Linked DNA regions of Mus musculus: region 2 is linked to region 1. The links are chromatin loops, found by intact Hi-C in ENCODE. Cell type or tissue: heart. All regions are shown on one strand. Links, peaks and the distances in the headings refer to the core of each region. The heading gives the core; the rest is flanking DNA.

Evidence for each region. Hi-C counts contacts between places; a loop is a spot of excess contacts. Peaks named below come from ENCODE experiments on the same cell type or tissue, not always from the same donor. Only the 100,000 strongest peaks of a DNase experiment are listed, where the experiment ranks them.
Region 2: it touches region 1 in a loop (1.8-fold over the local background); 4 of 42 quality-filtered maps call a loop at or near these places.

Annotation. Positions count from the first base shown.
Region 1 is chr13:96,509,655-96,512,460 of GRCm38, reverse strand. The region is part of intron 3 of Polk (polymerase (DNA directed), kappa); the gene reads left to right. Among named protein-coding and RNA genes, the nearest start is that of Polk, 32 kb to the left of the region's middle. In heart, for the core only: no CTCF peak of the experiment used is centred there; DNase peaks (open chromatin) are centred at 300 and 1,650; H3K27ac peaks cover 561 bases.
Region 2 is chr13:96,446,332-96,449,137 of GRCm38, reverse strand. All of the region lies in intron 5 of Ankdd1b (ankyrin repeat and death domain containing 1B), which reads left to right. Among named protein-coding and RNA genes, the nearest start is that of Ankdd1b, 23 kb to the left of the region's middle. In heart, for the core only: no CTCF peak of the experiment used is centred there; no DNase peak of the experiment used is centred there.

The DNA.
Region 1 (2,806 bases), core at 177-2,676:
AATGGTCTGTAATCTACATATATCTTTAATAGACACTTTACAGACACAGAGGAACATAGCTGGTGTGTTGCTCTGACTTTTGGGGGTTCATACAAATTTTGCAGTTTACCGTCCAGATAACCTGGAGAACTAGAAAGTGCTTTCCATTGAGCAGCAGAATTTCAGCTTTTGTTCCAGTTGTGCCCAGTGTTTGCTGGGAGCCTCGCTGGCATCTCTCAGAGCAGGAGTGGTAGGAAATGTGTCTTATGTTGATTATTTAATTGTTTCATTTGTTGAGCTTCCTCTAAAAGAAGCTGTGTGCGTGGGAGGAGGCTGAGGAAGTCCCAAGGAGACAAGAAGGTCTCAGAGAACGAAGATGTTTTCATAGGAAATGTTTCTATTTTGGACTCACATTTTCCACATGCTAGATTTGATTATGTGTGATATGATAGTGTAAATTCCTGCTGGTCAGACCGAGGTAAGAAGTCTGCATGCATGAGCCAGGCAGCTCGTTTGGACCCTCTTTGAATATCCTCCCCTGGACTCCACCCTCACCACACTCCTGGAAGGCAGGCATCTGGTTATCATATAAACTATCTTCTAATGAGCTCGTAAACTGGATAAACGAGCATCCACATTCTGTTAAGTGAGGCCACACAGCCAATCCGTGCATTTCGACCATTTTAACAACTGCCTTTGCTAACTTGGACCAACTCAGTAGACTTTATGGAGATACTAAGTCAAAATAAAAAGCAGAATTTCCAAATATTGTCCTAAATGTAGTAGAAATTGAAGGTTTTGAAAAGAAATTAGTATAGAGTGTGGATACACAATGTTAAAGACTGTTCAAAGTCTATTAGCCACAATTGGTATTTGCAGCTCTCACCCCAGCACTCAGGAGGCAGATGGGTCTCTGTGAGCTCTAGGCCAGCCTGTTCTACATAGTGGGTTCTGGGACAGCCAGGACTACATATAGTTTCCAAAACAAACAACTTCAACAACAAAGACAAAAAACCAAAGCCTGTGTTAGAAAAGATAAGACAAAGAAAACAAACTTTGGTGTAACCTGTTTCCCAAGTCCAGCTCTCCCACGTCAGCTCTATGACTCAGAACAAATCTCTTAATCTTAGTAAACTTTCATTTTCTCATTTATAAGACTAATAATTGTAATCTCTGAATTATTCTGACTAGTAAGTGAGTTTTTGTGGGAAGAACTTAACACCTGACATACTCCATAACTGTCCCTTCTACCTTAGAATGAGAGGTAGTCAGCGAGCCCTTGCCATACCCCTCTCCAAGAACACGTTGTGCAAGCATCTCTTCATTCCTTCAACAACCTTTTGCCATTAGTTTATTAGAATTAAAGATTGTAAGAGAGGGCTAACATAGCCACTGTCCTGTGCCTAATGAGAAGCGTTACTGAGAACCAGAGGAAGGTCCTTATTTTTAGCCCCGGTGACACACGAGTTCTCAGAAGTAACAGGAGGAAGAAGAAGGTAAATGTTACAGCCACCAAGTAGACTGTGAAAGGCCTCAGGGGAAAGTGATAAACGAACCATGATCGAGAAGTAAAGGGGGAGAAATGTTGGGAAGCTAAGGCAGGCGCTGTGCATTGCGGAGAGCAGAGAGCGTTCAGACAGGATGGGTGGGTGACTAAGAAGAGAGTAAAGGAAGATGGAAGAGATGAGTCACACTGTGAGGCTTCCTCTGGGCAGCTGCACGCTTGCATCGAGTACAAGAGAGAAGTTCACAGAAGAAACCGTCCCAGCGTTAATCATGAGTGTGAGGAGGTTTCCCTCGCGGTTGGCTTTCTATTTATCTTCTGCTTCTCTATATTATTCCAAGCCAAAATATTTCAGGTGCCACTCCTTTATTCTTACTTCATTCATATTTTAGGCATATTGTAATTATTACAGCTTATCTACTATAATAAGGGCCACAGTGGAAACAAGAAATCAAGCAAGAGAGCATTGGTTCTCTGGCATGGAAGACAAAGCTGCAGCCGAGTTTCATAGTATATTTGAGTTGACCCATGAAGCCTGTGACAGAGCTCAGGGTATTCTAGATAGGAGCAACCCAAGAAGGCAGAGTCCCTCAGGTCAGCGAGAGGGGTAGGCTCAGCAAGGTTAGGCCTGTGTACACTGTCAGGGTCTGCTACAGGCAGATGGGATTCGGGTCTTGTTCCTAAGAGAAGAGCTGCAGTTTTAATCTCCAGCTAGTGGGTGGGTGGCTGGTGTGTCTGTCCTAAGACCATGAAACAAGTATTCTGTAAGTGAGGGCAAGGCTGAAGACAGCACGTTCATGGGGGATGGGCAGGCACAGCGAGCTCTCCCCCTGATGGCTTTGCCTTCCTTTAGGCGCTCACTGGGTTCTCCAGAGCTGTTTCCCCCTCTCCTTGGTTACTGTGTTCTGCCTCCGTTGCTCCTCTCAGTAGTAGATTCCATGTGCTGTGTATGCGGTGCTTGCTTTATGGCTGTCTTCTGTTATGATTTATGTTAATGATCTAGGCAGCTTCCTATAGGTTGACAAAATTAAACCTGTCCCATAGCCCTTTGCAGGGTAACCTGGGCAAGCACATATAGAGCATTAGTAGAGGCTGCCCATAAAAACGGTATGGGGATGCTTGCTATGTAAACTTTTCTTTACTCGCCTATTTTGTTTCTCTCCGTGTTCTCTTCTCTTTTTTCTTTCAACCCAGTAATTTTTCTCTGAACAGGCAAAAAAGTTTAAAGATTACAACTCTGCATTGTTATATTTGACATGTATATTAAAGTTTTATGAAAAATAAGCTACATCTTCAGTTTTTAATTGATATTGGTATAGAATA
Region 2 (2,806 bases), core at 263-2,762, 63 kb after region 1:
CACACAGAGGCCAAAATAAACCTTTTTTCTCCTTAAAATTTCTGTCAAATATTTATTACAATATTTTTAAGAGAGACTTTATTGTGCCATGTAGTTTCAAGTGGCTTCGGGTATGTCTGGATCCAGGAGTTCAAGTTCTGCCATCAGTTCTTTATCTCTACTGCCCACTGTTCTGGCCTCTACTTAGCAAGTGGCAAAGAGTCATCCTCGCTGATGACTTTACAATAAGCATAGACTGTATTAGGGAAAATAAACCCCATGGCTGACTCTTACTGGCCTGGTATGATGGGGAGCCAACTCAATTGTATAGTCTTTAGAGGAAGAAGTAGGAGGCATAGAGTTTTAAGAGACGCATCAAAATGGTCTAAGGGCCGTGTTCCAGAGGAAAAGATTTCGGGAAGACATCAGGTAATAGGTATTTTTTTTTTCCTCCTGAAACAGTACATTAGCCACTTTCAAAGGCAGCTTTGTCTCTTGTCTCCACACAATCATGCTGAGTAGTATTCCCAACGCTATCTCTGCTACTACATTACTGTATGGGAACTTACTTATGTGCCTTTCCTCCCTGAAGAAGGACTCCTCTCTACTGTTCCTCTTGGCTACTCCATTACTTAGCACAGTACCAATACCTGCATATGTGTGTGTGTGTGTGTGTGTGTGTGTGTGTGTGTGTCTGAGTGTGATAAAATTGTTGATAAACAAATGGTGTAGGGTAGATGACACTTGGGTGGTTTGAACAAGAATGACCCCAATAGGCTTGTAGATTTGAAGGATTGGCCACCAGGGATTGGTGTCATTAGGAGGTGAGGCCTTGTTGGAGTAGGTGTATCCTCACTGAAGTGAGTGTGTCACTCAGGGTGGGCTTTGGGGTGTCAAATGCTTAAACCAGGTCCAGTGTCTGGCTCTTCTTGCTGCCTGCCTATGCGGATGTAGAACTCTCAGCTCTTCTCTGGCACCGTGTCTGCCTTTGTCTTGCCTTGTGTCCCGCCGAGCATCCCACCATGATACTAATATACTGAACCTCTGAACTGTATGCAAACTCCATGGTTTGCTTTTATAAAAGTTGCCATGGTCATGGTGTCTCTTCACAGCAACAGAACTAAGACTTTGTTCTCCTCGAGCATGCAATCAATGCTCTCATCGAGCATGTAACCAACGCCCCTTGTTCCCTCTTTCATGATTTACATGTTTCTCGGGTTTATTCTCACCATGACATACACACCCGAAAGAACAGTGTAAAAGGAGAAAAGATTTATCATAGCTCATGATTTCAGAGATTTTATTCGTCATGTAAGGAAGTATGTGGCTTCACCACTGTAGCCAGGAAGCACAGCTGAGCATAGTAGGACAGAGCCAGCACCGGACCGGTCCTCGGTGACCAGCATCCTTCAGTCAGACCTTCCACAGTTCTATTGCCTCCAATGATCTATTCAAAATTTGAAGCCATCAATGGTTTAAATTACTCATTAGGTCACAGCCCTCAGTCTCAAATCCCGCCTGGAGACACCATCATGGACACTCCTAGAGGTGTGCTTTCCTAAGGCCCTAGCCAACTCACAACCCAACCAAGTCCATAAATAAGATTGACCCCCACATGTTGTTTATACGACTCTTCATCTGCTGTTGCCATTTGTGGCTATTTGTTGTAAGTCACATCCAGTAACTACCAGTCTGGACTAGATTTTATGTTCAACCATAACCCAACATGCAAGCAGAAAACTGTGGTCCCAACCAATCTGGTCCTTCTCTTTCCCCTTCATTGGTTTCCTGAGAATAAGGAAGGCAATTAGTTCTTCAGGCTTTGAAGGGTTGGAGCTGTAGGTCTTGTGGACAATATATGTGGGCCAAGAACCATGACTTATGTGAACTTTTTGATACAAGTTTGTTTCCACACATTCATGGTCACAGATCTCCACAGGGCTGATCTGAGCAGATGTTTTCCATTTTGTTTTAGGCACTGGACTATTTTAGCCCGTTTCTCTTCTTTTGCCCTTCCTTGTAAGCAATCAGTGGTCTTGATTTTTTCGTTAAACGTCATTAGCTAGCGATTAGCTGACAGATTCAGAATGCTATTTATAGAATCTTGTACCCTCCTTACATTAAAGGAATCTTGCTAAGCTCTCAGTTATCACACTAAGCCAAGCTGAGTTTCCTTTTTTTTTTTTTTCAGTTGAAGAAAATTCATCTTAGGCGGTTTTATCACCCAATTTCCTTTTCCATTTTTTCAAAAATAGCTTGAGTTGAAAAATTAAAATTTCCGTGCATCTTTCACTTTTCTTGATGATATTTTGGCTACTGCAAACACAGTCTCTGTCAGCAATAGGAAAACTTGGAGAAATCACTATTATTCAGTCTATATTTGAAAAATCAGATATAAACACCTGTCTTCCCTGGACTTGCTGGGTGCCTCTGTTTTATTTCTTCTTCCTGTGTCAAATAGACCCACACTCAAGAGCTTTCTGACTCTTCTTAAAAATACAACACCCAATAAATATACCTGATTTGATTGTGCAGTGGCTAGAAAGATGGCTCAGTGGTTAAGAACACTTGCTACTCTTGAAGAGGACCTGGATTCGGTTCTTAGCACCAACATGGAGGCTCATAAACTGTTTTCAACTCTAATTTCAGGGGATTCAATGGCCTCTTCTGGCCTCTGAGGGCACCATGCATGCATACGGTACACATAGATCCACTCAGGTTTATGTATACACATTTACTAAAAACAAATACATCTGTAAAAATAAAGTAAAATGAAGCTAACCAAATCTTGTACCTGGATGAGCTTCATGTGTGTTAAGCACCAAAG